2 separate regions of the Homo sapiens genome follow, and region 1 is linked to region 2. Evidence: read pairs that join two places in POLR2A ChIA-PET (ENCODE). Cell type or tissue: PC-9. All regions are shown on one strand. Region 1 holds the start of GAL3ST2 (galactose-3-O-sulfotransferase 2). Region 2 holds the start of LOC124905350 (a long non-coding RNA gene).

Evidence for each region. Peaks named below come from ENCODE experiments on the same cell type or tissue, not always from the same donor. Only the 100,000 strongest peaks of a DNase experiment are listed, where the experiment ranks them.
Region 1: POLR2A ChIA-PET joins it to region 2 with 11 read pairs; 6 of 35 experiments call an interaction of 5 or more read pairs at or near these places.

The regions. Positions count from the first base shown.
Region 1 is chr2:241,776,412-241,784,411 of GRCh38, forward strand. It overlaps GAL3ST2 (galactose-3-O-sulfotransferase 2), which reads left to right and starts at 411. Exons shown (of 4, transcript NM_022134.3): 1 at 411-573. The coding sequence starts at 545. RefSeq lists enhancers at 465-1,085, 1,086-1,706, 1,707-2,326. In PC-9, no CTCF peak of the experiment used is centred here; no DNase peak of the experiment used is centred here.
Region 2 is chr2:241,841,263-241,849,262 of GRCh38, forward strand. It overlaps LOC124905350 (a long non-coding RNA gene), which reads left to right and starts at 2,905. Exons shown (of 2, transcript XR_007088410.1): 1 at 2,905-3,216; 2 at 3,303-5,218. RefSeq lists silencers at 664-823, 1,755-2,049 and an enhancer at 1,427-2,124. In PC-9, no CTCF peak of the experiment used is centred here; no DNase peak of the experiment used is centred here; H3K27me3 peaks cover 3,560 bases.

The DNA.
Region 1 (8,000 bases), 65 kb before region 2:
AGAAGAGGAGGACGAGGAGGGGGAGGAAGCTGGGAATTGGGCTGAGCTTTCCTCGCTCATCCTTGCAGTGGCCACAGGGCCCTCTGCCCTCTCGTCTGCGTCAGGTCCTGAGTTCTGAGTCCAGAAGCCGTCGCTGTGCTGTTGGAGCCCACCAAGCCCGTCCCTTGTGGGGACAGCTCCCTCCAAGCCCCCCGGGGGGATGGACACTGAGGGTGGGGCAGGGGAGCAGGGGTAGGCCCCAGGCAGGTCCTCCCAGGGCCTGGGGAACACAGGGGCCCATCGAGGGCTCCCCAGACTCCCTCAGCCAGTTCTTCCCGAGAACAGAACAGTTAAAACCAAGCCCTCCGATGGAGGTGCGGGGAGAGGGCGTGGCTCCCGTCCCAGGAGGCAGGTGAGCTTCTGGGGATTCCAGTTCACCTGCCCCACAGCCGCACCCTGCCTGTGCCTGCACCCTGGGGAGCCCAGAGCCGGCAGGGGCCGAGGCGGTGGGACCTCGGGGGAGCTCAAGCCTCGACTGTCCCCTCGCTGGAGGCCAGAGGCCAAGATGATGTCCATGCTGGGCGGCTTGCAGAGGTAAGGGGGGCAGTTGGACCCCCCAGGTGGACAAAGCGCTTCATCTGTGGCTATTCTGAGAGACGGACAGGAGTGGGTTTTGTTTGTCTTTCGAAGGAAGTGACTTGGATTTGGAGGCTGTTCCTACTCAGGCTTCCCTGAATTCACCTGTCTTGGCTTCGTTTCGGAAGTAGGGGGCCCCTCCTGCCCAGGCCTGGTGCTGCTTCTGGGTGTTTGGGGGTTCTGGGATGTGGGGCCCAGTGAGAAAGCTGCCCCCCAACACTGTGGCGTGGAGACGCTCGAGTGTCCGCGTGACGGCTGGGGAGGGTGAGACCTGCTGGGCTTGGGACCTCCCAGCCTCGGTCTGCGGCTCAGGCCCATGGCTGGGCCGTGTTGGTGGGAGTGCCAGGCGCTTGCTGGAGCGTTGGTCATGCGTGCGCTTCAGGATGCTCCCGGGGCTCTGGGTGGTGACGGGGAGGCTGGGCTCTGCTGTGCTGTCTCCCTTCTGTAAACAGAGGGGAGGTGGATTTCTTCCCAGTTAGGTTTGGAGGGGTGGTGGGTGTGGCTAAGGATGCCTTGCGTTTTCCTTCTCCTGCTCGCCATCCTGTTTGGGGTGATTCCAGGGCAGTTTGAAGCCGTCCCTGCGCTGGCAGGTCCCTGCCTCCCCGGGGCGTGTGCCGCCATGAATTCAGTTACCTTCCTTTAAGGGGTGACTTAAGACCAGCTGCCAGGACACTGGCTGAGGACACCCCGTCACAGGGCTGAGAGGTGTGGGGCCGGCTGCCTGGCCTGGACCATCCTAGATGCCCCCTCCTGTGGACATTGTGACCATATTGTGAAGAAGAGGCCCAGGGGCTGGGGAATCAGGCTCACTTGATTAGCTGGTGGCCAAGCTAGGGCCCCCCTGGCTGCCCTGGGGCCCCCCGAGGTCGGCCAGGGCGGGTGTGCCTGACCCCAGCTGAGACTCTGTGGGTGAGACATGGGAGGCATTGCAGCCGAAGGCCCTCGGGGAGCCCAGGGCACAGGCTCCTCAGCTGCTGGTCTCACTGCCTGGCAGGATGGGCTCACTGCAGCAGCCCATGCAGGCTGCACGTCCCACACTAAGGCCAGGGAGCTTTGGCTCCGGGTGTCCCAGGCTTCATTGAGCACGGCCTGCAGGAGGGAAGCCCCGAGTCACTTCCCCACAGCCCTGGACAGCAGCCTTCCTGAGCCTCGCATTTATTTTCCTGGGGTTGGGCAAGTGTGGGAGGCTCACCTCGCTTGTGTCAGCTTGCTTGGCCTGTGGGTGGAACAAATCAACAGCCCTGGGGACAAAGGGGACGGTAGTGTGTGGTGCCACTGGCACCCACCTGGGTGATTCAAGGAGCTGCCCAGAACAGAGGAGAGACTTTGCCTGCGCTAGTGAGGCCTAGTCTTGACCACCGGCCACGGGAAATCCAGGCCGCCGGGCAAAGTGCTCACTTGGATGCTTGCTGATCTTTTGTTTTGCTGGTGATGATTCAGGCACAAAACTCTGAGCTATGGCACTTGGGGGTGTTGCCTCCCTGGGGTGTGGCCAGGTATCTTTGGGGAGGAGGGGACTCATGATCAGAGAAGATGTGGTACAGAGCCCATGGGGGTCACCATGCCGGTGTGAACCCCCAAAATCTGAGACAGGTCTCGGTTAATTTAGAAAGCTTACTTTGCCAAGGGTGAGGACGTGCACCCATGACCCAGCCTCAGGAGGTCCTGATGACGTGTGCCCAAGGTGGTCAGGGCACAGTCTGGCTTTATACATTGTAGGGAGACATGAGACATCAGTCCGCATATGCAGGACGAACATTGGTTCGGTCTGGAGAGGCAGGACGGCTCGAAGCAAAGGCAGGAAGACTCCAAGTGGGGAGGGGACTTCCAGGTCACAGGCAGGTAAGAGACAAATGGTTGCATTCTTTTGAGTTTCTGATGAGCCTCTCCAAAGGAGGCAGTCAGATACGCATTTATCTCAGTGAGCAGAGGGGAGACTTTGAATACAATGGGGGGCAGGTTTGCCCTGAGCAGTTCCCAGCTAGACTCCTCCCTTTAGCTTGTAGTGATCTGGGGGCTCAAGATCTTTTCCTTTCACATTTCCCCCCATTTTCTCTTTAAAATCTTGGAGAAAGCTCTCCAAGATTTTAGAAGAAAATGAGTCTCTGGTCCCAGGTTTTGTCTTATCTCTCATGGCTAGGATAGTTTATTTCTAGACGGGCAGGTCCTGAGTTACTAGGAAAGCTCATTTTTTTTTTTTTTTTTTTTTTTTTTTTTTTTTTTTTGAGACGGAGTCTCGCTCTCTCTCCCAGTCTGGAGTGCAGTGGAGCGATCTCGGCTCACTGCAAGCTCCGCCTCCCGGGTTCACGCCATTCTCCCGCCTCAGCCTCCCGAGTAGCTGGGACTACAGGCGCCCGCCACCTCGCCCAGCTAATTTTTTGTATTTTTAGTAGAGATGGGGTTTCACCGTGTTAGCCAGGATGGTCTCCATCTCCTGACCTCGTGATCCGCCGGCCTTGGCCTCCCAAAGTGCTGGGATTACAGGCGTGAGCCACCGTGCCCGGCCCTGGGAAGTTCATTTTTTAGCAGGTTGTGAAGTGTCAAGTCCTAGGAAGACAAAATAGGAGAAGGAAGGAGAAAAACAACAACAAAGAAAAGAGCAATCCTGGAAAATCGATACAGGCCACACTACTCTGAAGTCCAAACATCAGTAGGCAAACATGAAAGTGGCTTATGTGGCCGGGCGCGGTGGCTCACACCTGTAATCCCAGCACTTTGGGAGGCCGAGGCGGGCGGATCACCTGAGATCAGGAGTTTGAGAACAGCCTGACCAACATGGAGAAACCCCGTCTCTACTAAAAAATACAAAATTAGCCGGGCATGGTGGTGCATGCCTGTAATCCCAGTTACTCAGGAGGCTGAGGCAGGAGAATTGCTTGAACCTGGGAAGCGGAGGTTGCGGTGAGCCGAGATCGTGCCATTGCACTCCAGCCTGGGCAACAAGAGCACAATCCCGTCTCAAAAAAAAAAAAAGTGGCTTATGTATGTAAATAGATTGCTGTTATTTTCTTCTGAAGTTTAAGTTGTCTAGCTTATTCCAAATTAGGAAAAATGGGAAAAAAAGAAAAAAATGCAAACATTATTTTGAAGACTTGTAGCCAAGAAAAATTAGAATTCAGTCCAAACTGCAGAAAATAGTAAAAATTGAAAAACATTAGGCAAGACTAGAATCTAACAACAGGTGTACTATAGTTTTTGAAAGATAATTTTTTGGTTGGGTGTGGTGGCTCACATCTGTAATCCCAGCACTTTGGGAGGCCGAGGTGGATGGATCATGAGGTCAGGAGTTTGAGACCAGCCTGGCCAACATGGTGAAACCCCATCTCTACTAAAAATACAAAAATTAGCTGGGCATGATGGTGGACGCTTGTAATTCCAGCTACTCAGAAGGCTGAGGCAGGAGAACTGCTTGAACCTGGGAGGTGGAGGATGCAGTGAGCTGAGATTGCACCACTGGACTCCAGCCTGGGTGACAGAGCGAGACTGTCTCAAAAAAACAAAATGACAACAAAAAAGAAACATAATCTTTTCTCTCTCCAGTTTCCCATTTTTACTAAAGACAAGTCATGGTAGGACTGGTTTGCTTTATTATGCTTGGCCTAATTATTTGTATACAGTGCAGCAAGAATAATTACTTTTTACATAGGCTTTTAAATTGGCTTTGATGGAACATTGATCCATAGGAGGAATCTCAGATAAGACTTTTTTAAAGCTGAGCCCAGCCACGAATTTGTGCCATTAAATATCTGTGAGTTGGGTGATCCTCTCCTCTTGAGGATCCAAGATAAACTTGGGGCTCCTGGACATGTCAGAAAGTGATATTCTTTACTTGCCACAGGTCAGGAACCCTGTTCGGGGACTCTGTAGACAAAAGTATGAGGCCAGTTTTTCCAAGGGGCATTTATTGGGTCCGTAAGTCAAGTTTGATTCCTTAAAGGAAAGCTCACCGTTCCAGTCAGTCTTGGTAAAATAACCAGTTTCTCCAATTGTGTCATGTTACAAATGAAAACAGATTCTTATTGCACTTATGCAAATAACTGTATTGTCATAAATTAAGAATGCTCACAGATAGTTTCCAAATTCTGGATAAATCAGGTAGAGAGAAACAAATATGCTTGAAATTTTGTTCACAGGAGTATACTTTACTCAATTCTTAAAAGCTGTAATAACTTAAAAGTTTTCTTAACTCTAAAAAACAAAACAAAGGATCAGCAATGTTTTACGAAAAACGTTAAAAAGATTACTTTAGTCTTCTGTCAGTTCAGTTTACACAGTTAACTCCTGTTCTGCTTGATATTCATGAACATTTCAGCTCTCCATGAGAGTCCTGAAAATTTTTTCCTCTATTCTGATGACACAGTCTCCAACGTTATCAGAACCCTGTATTTAAGAACACCTGTTAGAGTTCTATAGCTGATTATAAAACCACCGTAAAGAGGACCAAAACAAGACAACAATTGCCTGTGGATGATAAAAAGTTTTAGGACAGCCATAGTCAAAGACACAATTGACAAGGAAATTTGTTACCTTTGTGGCACAGTATAATTTAACATAAGAATTATAAATATTATTGATAACATACATTAAATTATATCAGAATTATAGGAGTTTCCCATAATTTTGGTACACATACCAATAACATATTTATACAAATACAGCCTAAAGAAAACCAAATACCATTTCATACTTGACAATGCTTCCTGTATAACTTTTATACCAAATAAGCCAAACTATGTCGTTTTTGGACTTTAGCAAACCTAATGTCTTAAAGGATTAATTAGGTCAGAAAAAGACGTAATTTATAATTTGATTTTGGAAAGTTTGTCAAGTATCAAAGGTTTAAAACACTTTATATCACAAAACAGGATCATTCATTTAACCAAGGTGGTAACTCAAGGATTTCAAAAAAGGCAAAAGCCTTCATTCTTTGAGAGAGGTGACTTAGTGTTCCAAACAATAAGCCCTAATAAAAACAGCATGAAGCCAATTTAATTTGCTTTTCAAAATTTTATAAATGATCTATAACATTTTAATCTTGATCATAAGATACAACTTCCATAAGCCTTTGTAACTTTTATTTAGGAGTTGGTTGATGCTTCAAGAAAACCTTGTTAATCTGGCACAGGCCCATATGCTGGTCTTGCATCAGTGTGTCTTTGACGTTAATGATTAATTTATAGAGAAACAACTTATTTTATCTCTCAAAATCAGCCCTTATAATCTCACAAGCCTACCTCTTCTGTGATTGTCCCTGGGCCTTGTGGAGTTAGATAGCTTTATTTATTTTATTTTATTTTATTTTTATTTATTTATTTTTGAGATGGAGTCTCGCTCTGTTGCCCAGTCTGGAGTGCAGTGGTGCAATTTCAGCTCACTGCAACCTCCACCTCCTGGGTTCAAGCTATTCTCCTGCATCAGCCTCCGGAGTAGCTGGGATTACAGGCACTCACCACCATGCCTGGCTAATTTTTGTATTTTTAGTAGAGATGGAGTTTCACCATGTTGGCCAGGCTGGTCTTGAACTTCTGACCTCAGGTGATCCATGTGTCTTGGCCTCCCAAAGTGCTGGGATTACAGGTGTGTACCACCATGCCTGTCCCCGAGGGGTTGAATAGCTTTAATTTCTGACTCTGTGTTTCAATAATGCAGTTTATTTTGATTGGCATCTTCTACTGGGGCTTTAATTGCTGTCAGTGTTTAAAATATAGCAGGACTTGGTGTCCTTTTTACACCCAGGAGTCAATGTCCTGTAATTCAGTGTCACAAGTACTTTAAAAGTGCATACAGAGAGATACGTGGATGGAATAACCTTAATTTAAAAATGTTTAAGGCTGGGTATGGTGGCTCACACCTGTAATCCCAGCATTTTGGGAGGCTGAGGTGGGTGGATCACCTGAGTTCAGGAGTTCAAGGCCAGCTTGGTCAACATGGTGAAACCCTGTCTCTACTAAAAATGTAACAAATTAGCTTCGTATGGTGGTGGGTGCCTGTAATCCTAGCTACTTCGAGGCTGAGGCAGAAGAATCGCTTGAACCCGGGAGGCAGAGGTTGCAGTGAGCCGAGATTGTGCCACTGCACTCCAGCCTGGGCAACAAAAGTGAAACTCCATCTCCAAAAAAAAAAACCCACACAAAAAAAGTTTAATCTCAATTTTTTTTCCTAAGGAAACCAAAACTTAATAATAATATGACAACTTGATCATATAAAAGTTTTTGTGTTTGTTTTTTTAAATATAATTCCTCTTATTGTGACTTACATAAACCATTCATTACATGTTTGGATTTTCTCGTTTGTCCTGAACTTCCCTGCATCTTAAACAACCAGTCATTTTACTCTAGGACTAAATTTACCATACAAGATTCTTTCTAATATGAAATTATTTCCCTTTAAGCTTTCTTACCAAAAAATCCTCTGTATTGTTATAACTTTCTATCTTGTTTCGTACATAAACTTTAAGCTTTGAATTAGACAAAAATTATTCACCTTTTTAAAAGGATACCATTTTTTTTAGCAAGAATGTTTTCCTTCAATATATTTTTATTGGAAAATATCCAAATATGAAATATCTATTATCTAATTTAATATAACTTTAGATTCTAAATTATGACGTTTGTCTGCAAGTATTTATTCTAATACATTTACCTAATTATTTTATTTTAATCATTTACTTATTTATGAAAACTGTGATATTCATCATTTAACGTTATGAAACTGCTCTTGCAAAATTATAACTGAGACAGTAAAAAACATCTGCCCTAACTGACTCCTTGTTGCTTCTAACCTCCAGGCCATCCTTGTTCATTCCTGGTTGGAGGCTGAACTAACTTTGGGAGGAACGAACTTAGTTTATAGTTTAGTTTTGAAACAAAAATGATAAGAGCCCTTTCCCAAAACAAACCTCCTTACTGCCTGTGGACTAGACTGTCTAAAGCCACAGGATTAGAATTTATGGTAATCTTACTAAATTCAAGCTGTAGCTATGGATCATTAAACAAATATTAATGTCTTCTTTTTTTTTTTTTTTTGAGATGGAGTCTTGCTCTCTTGCCCAGGCTGGAGTGCAGTGGTGCAATCGCAGCTCACTGCAACCTCCGTCTCCCGGGTTCATGCCATTCTCCAGCCTCAGCCTCCCGAGTAGCTGGGACTACAGGTGCTCACCACCACGCCCGGTTAATTTTTTGTATTTTTATTAGAAACGGCATTTCACCGTGTTAGCCAGGATGGTCTCGATCTCCTAACCTCGTGATCCACCTGCCTCGGCCTCCCAAAGTGCTGGGATTACAGGCGTGAGCCACCATGCCCGGCCTAAAGTCTTCTTTATTAAAGATTACACAAATAAAGACCATTCTGTTTTGGGCTGCCTTTATAGTTTTGCAACCCCTATG
Region 2 (8,000 bases):
TGGGAGCTTAGAATTTTATTTTTAGTTCTCAAAGCTAATCTGAAAAGGCCGCATGCTGTATGATTCCAACTATACAACATTCCGGGAGAGGCAATCTACCCAGACAGTAAGAATCCTCAGTGGTTGCCAGGGAAGGGAGGGGTGAATAGTGGAGCTCGGGGGAATTTCGGGGCAGGGAAGCCTCTCCTGACACCATCATGGTGGATACCTGACCTCATGCACTTGCCAGGACTCCCGGAACGCAAGACGCCAAGACTGGCCCCCAATTCGAGCTGTGGACCCTGCGTGATGGGGCCAGGTCAGTGCAGATTCGTCGCACAGCAAGGACCCAGCACCAAGGCAAAGGCGCTAACAATAGGGGTGCAGAGTGTGTGTGAGGGGCGAGGCGAGGGGCACATGGGGGCTCCGTCTACTTTCCACTCAGCTTTTCCATAAACCCCAAACTGCTTTAGATAGTAGAGCCTATTAATTTTTAAAAAAGTGTAGCTATAAAAATTCCAAGAAAAGAGAAGGAAGAAAGTGGATGACAATCAGTATAATCTTGAGGGCATCCACGTGGCCAATGGACTTGTGAAAACGTGATCGGCTGCAGGCCCGCCTTGGCTGAGGGACCCCCTGCCGCACCGGCCATTCCCCCCACAAGCCCAGACTTCCTGGAAGAGCTGGGGTCCTGCGTGCCACCTGCTCCGCCTCCTTCGGCCTGCAATGGTTCATTCTGTGTCAGCTTGGCCAGGCCGCAGGACTCTGATGTTGGTCAAACAGCAGTCCAGAAGTTTCAGTGAAGGTATTTTTCGAAGATAAAATTACCGCTGAGATCAGTAGACTTTGAATCAGCAGGTCAGCCTCCGCGACACAGGAGTCTCATCCAGTCTATGAAGGCCGGAGAGAAAGGAGAGAAAGGAGGATGGAATCCTGCCTGCAGGCATCTTTGGATTTGAGTGGCTACTTCGGCTCCTCCTGCGTCCCCAGCCTGCCTGCCTGCCGTAGTCATGTGAGCCAATTTCTCCAAGTAAGTTTCTCTCTCTCTGTCTCCACATTCTATTGGTTCTTTTTTTTTTTTTCTTTTTTTGAGACGGAGTTTTGTTCTTGTTGTTTAGGCTGGAGTGCAATGGCGCGATCTCGGCTCACTGCAACTTCCATCTCCTGGGTTCAAGCAATTCTCCTGCCTCAACCTCCCAAGTACCTGAGATTACAGGCATGCGCCACCACCCACGGCTAATTTTGTATTTTTAGTATAGATGGGGTTTCTCCATGTTGGTCAGGCTGGTCTCGAACTCCTGACCTCAAGTGATCTGCTTGTCCTGACCTCCCAAAGTGCTGGGATTACAGGCATGAGCCACCACTCCCGGCCTATTGGTTCTATTTCTCTAGAGAACTCTCACTACTACAGCTACACCTCCCTGGGCCTCAGTTTCCCCTTCTGTCCATCAGCGAGGCCGAAGGCTGCCATGGGCTGAGGTCTCACACCCGGCGCTCCTGCCCCTGCCCCTGATTCCGGGGCAGCCTGCATAGGCCAGGCAGTGGTCGAGGCCCACTTTCCCCGCCCAGCAACTGTGGTTCAGCGGTTCAGCGGCTGACCTCCCAGCCCAGAAACAGAAACTCTTTTTCTCTTGCAAAACAGAAAGTGTCCCCATTAAACACTCACTTCCCGCTGGCTCCCCCGACCCCGGGCCCCACCGTCTGCTTTTTCTGCCTATGAACCGGCCCACTCTGGGGACCTCGTGTGTGGGGAGTCACACAGTGTTTGTCCTTTTGTGGCTTGTGCCCCTCGGTGTGACGTCCTCGAGGTTCCTCCACGCTGCGGCGGGTGTGGGAGCCCTTCCTTCCTGAGGTGACTCCCTCTGTGCGGAATCACCGTGCTGTCCGTTCCTTCCTCCGGCGGTGGACACGGAGCTGCTGCTTCCACATGGCCGCTGATTGTGAATTGCGCTGCTGGGAATGGGGTGCACTGACTTCCATCTTTTTAAGGCTGAATACTCCTCCATGTATGTAATAACTTGGTTTTGCAGGTTGAATTGAGATAAAAACTGAAGACCCCAAACCAATCTTGGATTCTGTGGCTAAGCAGTTGGGGACGACGGTGCCCCCGTGCCCGGGGCAGGCATCCTGCGCTCTCACAGCCCTGGCCAGTGGCACCGGCAGTGCCCCTCCGGCCACACCCCGGCCAGGTTTTCTAAGGCTGGACAAACACAGGGGCCCCCACTGGTGGGTGCGGCAGACTGACTGGGGTCAGAGGTATGGGGAGAACACGCGGAGATCCACCCAAGAAGGGGAGCGATTGTGCCACAGTCGAGGGGGCCACGGCGATGGTGTGGTCACACGGCCTCGGTCACCCTCCAGAGGACCCTCCACATCCTGAACTCTCCAGAATCTCAGGAGCCTCACCCAGACTCAGAGCGAGGTTTGTCCACACTGGAGCCCTGACGCACGAGGGTAGAGACCACCAGGACTCACACCGCAGCCCCCCATGCGGCCCCACCAGCCCCCAGGGCCTTGGCGCTGCACCCAGATCGCCAGCCCGGTCTCCTGTAGCCCGAGGGTGGGTTCCCTTTCAGAGGCCCCCCGCTCACCTTCGCTCCTGCTGGGAGCCCTGGGCGGACTCCCCCCCACCCCGCCCAATTCCAAGGACCCCGGGCTCCATCCACGAGGCCCACAGGACCCGCGGTCCCCCGTGCAGAGTAAGGCGTCCAACGCCCACGCACTCCGCAGACCCGGCCGGTGGGTGTGGGCGGGGCTGGGGTGGGGCGCAGGGGTGGGGGCGGCGCTGCAGGGTCGGGGGCGCGGGGGCGCGGGGGCGCGGGGGCGCGGGCGTGGGTGGAGCTGGCCGGGCTCAGGGGCCTGGGACACGGGGCGGGGCCGCGCCTCTCTCGCTCCGGGTCCCACGCGCCCCGGCCTCCTCCCGGCACTGTCCCCCGGGGAGCCCCGAGGCCCGGCCACACCCAGGGCGCTCCTGAAGCCGCCGCAGCTGCTGTGCGAGGCCGGGCCGACCCGCCTGGGGCGCGTGGGTGGGGCGGGAGCGCAGCCGCAGCCCGGCGGCGACACAGGCCCGGGGCCAGCCGGGGACGGAAAAAGTGAGTGCGCGGCGGCGCGGGGCGGCCTGACGGGAAGGCGGGAGGCGAAGTGCTGACTGCGCCGCGGTCTCTCAGCCGCCAACACACCGCGGACGCCCGGGGACAGCGACCGCTTCCTCCCTCCCCGCCCGCCTTGTCTCTTTTTGTGAGTATCGATCTGAGCTCATGTTCTTTTTAACGTACTCAAAGTGTGTCAATCAATTAGGCTTTTTTTTTTTTTTTTTTTGACAGGGTCTTGCTCTGTCGCCCAGGCTGGAGTCAGTGGCACCATCGTGGCTCACTGCGGCCTCCACCTCCGGGACTCCAGGGATCCTCCCGCCTCAGCCTCCCGAGGAGCTGGGACCACCGCACCTGGCTAATTTTAAAATTTTTCCTTAGAGACAGGATCTCACTTTGCTGCCCAGGCTGGTCTCAAACTCCTGGGCTCAAGCGACCCTCCCGCCTCGGCCTCCCAAAGTGCCACCGTGCCAAGCCTCAGTTAGGTTTTTAATTTTAATTTGGCATTGTTTGATGCTCAGACTGCTGCCGTGTCATTTTCACACGACAGCAAGTTGGGGACAGCGAGTTGTTCTGTCCTGCGCGTGTGTCCCCTCATGGTCTTGAGTGACCTGACCCTCTGTGGGGAGCCCTGAGCCTCCTCCCTGCTCCCGCGGCCCCAGCTCTCAGCTGATGGAGGCTCCGGGGCGGGCTCAAGCCCCCGGCCGGCTTTGGACGGCTTTGCCGTTGCCGAGCCAGCGCCGTGAGCTCGTGGGCTCTGCGTCTGCACATGTTTGCCGGTGACCTCTGGGAAGTGTTTCGACGAGGATGGGGGTTGAGGGGGCAAAGGGCAAGTGCCCACCGCCTACCAGACAGCACCGGTGCGTCTCCAGCTCGGCTTCCCCGCCAGCCCCTCAGGCCTGCTCCCTGCTGCCTCGCCAACAGCCGCACCGTTGTCAGAGCTCTGTCAGCCTGGTGGATGTAGTTTCAACTTGTATTTTTGTTGAGAGAACCTGAACAACCTTTCATTGTTTAAGGGATATGGGTATGCACGCAGGCACTGCCGTATATACATATATTGTAGATACACACGTCCGCACACCTGTACACACACACCCACACACATACCCCTGTGTATGTACATACACACATTTGTATGCACACATATGTCTACACACGTGTAGACACGTGCACACACAGGCTCACGCACACACATTTTCTCTGAGCTGTTGGGTTATGTCTCCTGCACTTTCTCGTGTATTTTTGACCTTGCTTTTTCCAGACTCTTAGATCTTCCTACGACTGGCATATTCGCTCTTTTGTGGTGGTGCAAACATTTTCCCTCAGTTTGTTTATGATTTTTTTTGCCAAGCTAAAGTTTTTTGTTTTCCAATATATGGAGTTCAGTGTATCAGTCTTCTCTTTAATTGTTGCCTGATGTCCTTTATTCATTGGGAATGCCTTCCCCTCCCACACTGCAAGAATGCACCCACGGTTTCTTGTTTCTTGTAGGGTTCCTTTTTTTTTCTTTTTTGAGACGGAGTCTTGCTGTGTCGCCCAGGCTGGAGTGCAGTGGCATGATCTCGGCTCACTGCAAGCTCCGCCTCCCGGGTTCACGCCATTCTCCTGCCTCAGCCTCCCGAGTAGCTGGGACCACAGGTGCCCGCCACCATGCCCGGCTAATTTTTTGTGTTTTTAGTAGAGACAGGGTTTCACCGTGTTAGCCAGGATGGTCTCAATCTCCTGACCTTGTGATCCACCCGCCTCGACCTCCCAAAGTGCTGGGATCACAGGCGTGAGCCACCACGCGCGGCCAGGGTTCTTTTTGTATGCTTTTCTCTCTGCTGCATTTGGGATTTTGTGCATATGAGTCTAACTTAATACTTTTCCAGATGGCTATCCCTATCCCTGGGCAGTTGGTTAAAAAGTCGTTTTTCCCCTCACTGATTTGGGTCGCAGGGACTGGGCCTGTTCCTGTGTCTTCTGGTGCTTATCCCACCCTGTTTTCATTACAGTAAGTTTCCCCTGAGCTCATAAAGCTGGTCCTCTTTCACTTTCTTTTCATGGTTTTTTTGGCTGTTACTTGCTTGTTAATTTTTCCATATGAGCATGGTAGTTCCAGAACTGTGGTTTTTACTGGGATCGTATTAAATTTACAAATTGTATCGGAAGAACGTGCATGTTTGCAGCTGTGGCGCCTCTTCGGGGCCCGGGGGTCAGGGTGCCTTTGATTGAGTTCAGCCTCTGCGGCAGCTTTCCCACGTTTCTGGCTAGGTTTATGCCGGGAGCATCTTCTCTCTTGCTGTCCTAGATGAAACATCGCCCGCCACTCCGTCTCCTAGCGCACTGTGCTGTGAATGGGGTGAATGGGTGTATGAGAGCCGTGAATTTTGGACGCTGGCGCGCTGCGCTGTGAATGGGTGTTTGAGAGCCTTGAGTTCTGGATGCTAGCGCGCTGCGCTGTCAATGGATGAATGAGAGCCGTGAGTTCTGGATGCTGGCGCGCTGCGCTGTGAATGGGTGTTTGAGAGCCTTGAGTTCTGGATGCTGGCGCGCTGCGCTGTCAGTGGATGAATGAGAGACGTGAGTTCTGGATGCTAGCGCCCTGCGCTGTCAATGGATGAATGAGAGCCGTGAGTTCTGGATGCTGGCGCGCTGCGCTGTGAATGGGTGTTTGAGAGCCTTGAGTTCTGGATGCTGGCGCGCTGCGCTGTCAATGGATGAATGAGAGCCTTGAGTTCTGGATGCTGGCGCGCTGCGCTGTCAGTGGATGAATGAGAGACGTGAGTTCTGGATGCTGGCGCGCTGCGCTGTGAATGGGTGTATGAGAGCCTTGAGTTCTGGATGCTGGCGCGCTGCGCTGTGAATGGGTGTTTGAGAGCCTTGAGTTCTGGATGCTGGCGCGCTGCGCTGACAATGGATGAATGAGAGCCTTGAGTTCTGGATGCTGGCGCGCCGCGCTGTCAGTGGATGAATGAGAGACGTGAGTTCTGGACGCTGGTGCGCAGCGCTGTCAATGGATGAATGAAAGCCTTGAGTTCTGGATGCTGGCGCGCTGCGCTGTGAATGGGTGTTTGAGAGCCTTGAGTTCTGGATGCTGGCGTGCTGCGCTGTCAGTGGATGAATGAGAGACGTGAGTTCTGGACGCTGGCGCGCTGCGCTGTCAATGGATGAATGAGAGCCTTGAGTTCTGGATGCTGGCGCGCTGCGCTGTGAATGGGTGTTTGAGAGCCTTGAGTTCTGGATGCTGGCGTGCTGCGCTGTCAGTGGATGAATGAGAGACGTGAGTTCTGGACGCTGGCGCGCTGCGCTGTCAATGGATGAATGAAAGCCTTGAGTTCTGGATGCTGGCGCGCTGCGCTGTGAATGGGTGTATGAGAGCCTTGAGTTCTGGATGCTGGTGCGCTGCGCTGTCAATGGATGAATGAGAGCCGTGAGTTCTGGATGCTGGCGCGCTGCGCTGTGAATGGGTGTTTGAGAGCCTTGAGTTCTGGATGCTGGCGCGCTGCGCTGTCAGTGGATGAATGAGAGACGTGAGTTCTGGATGCTAGCGCGCTGCGCTGTCAATGGATGAATGAGAGCCGTGAGTTCTGGATGCTGGCGCGCTGCGCTGTGAATGGGTGTTTGAGAGCCTTGAGTTCTGGATGCTGGCGCGCTGCGCTGTCAATGGATGAATGAGAGCCTTGAGTTCTGGATGCTGGCGCGCTGCGCTGTCAGTGGATGAATGAGAGACGTGAGTTCTGGATGCTGGCGCGCTGCGCTGTGAATGGGTGTATGAGAGCCTTGAGTTCTGGATGCTGGCGCGCTGCGCTGTGAATGGGTGTTTGAGAGCCTTGAGTTCTGGATGCTGGCGCGCTGCGCTGACAATGGATGAATGAGAGCCTTGAGTTCTGGATGCTGGCGCGCTGCGCTGTGAATGGGTGTTTGAGAGCCTTGAGTTCTGGATGCTGGCGCGCTGCGCTGTGAATGGGTGTTTGAGAGCCTTGAGTTCTGGATGCTGGCGCGCTGCGCTGTCAATGGATGAATGAAAGCCTTGAGTTCTGGATGCTGGCGCGCTGCGCTGTGAATGGGTGTTTGAGAGCCTTGAGTTCTGGATGCTGGCGCGCCGCGCTGTCAGTGGATGAATGAGAGACGTGAGTTCTGGACGCTGGCGCGCTGCGCTGTCAATGGATGAATGAGAGCCTTGAGTTCTGGATGCTGGCGCGCTGCGCTGTGAATGGGTGTTTGAGAGCCTTGAGTTCTGGATGCTGGCGCGCTGCGCTGTCAGTGGATGAATGAGAGACGTGAGTTCTGGATGCTGGCGCGCTGCGCTGTCAATGGATGAATGAAAGCCTTGAGTTCTGGATGCTGGCGCGCTGCGCTGTGAATGGGTGTATGAGAGCCTTGAGTTCTGGATGCTGGTGCGCTGCGCTGTCAATGGATGAATGAGAGCCGTGAGTTCTGGATGCTGGCGCGCTGTGCTGTGAATGGGTGTTTGAGAGCCTTGAGTTCTGGATGCTGGCGCGCTGCGCTGTCAGTGGATGAATGAGAGCCGTGAGTTCTGGATGCTGGCGCGCTGCGCTGTGAATGGGTGTTTGAGAGCCTTGAGTTCTGGATGCTGGCGCGCTGCGCTGTCAATGGATGAATGAGAGCCGTGAATTCTGGACGCTGGCGCGCTGCGCTGTGAGTGGGTGTTTGAGAGCTGTGAGTTCTGGACGCTGATCTCACAGGCAGCACTCTATGGCTTTCTCATTGCCTGTGGTCATTTTCCATGGGACCTATCGGGTTTTGCGGATGGAAACCCACATCATGTGCAGAGCCCCCGGGCAGCGTTCCCTGCCAGGCCTGATCTGCCGGATCTCACCGGGAGTTCCCAGAGCTGCGAGGTCTCTGTGCCTGTCCCTGACACAGGCATGGGGTCCAGGACTGGGCTCCAGGATGGCAAGCAGAGAATGAGCCCCGGGGTGTCAGTGG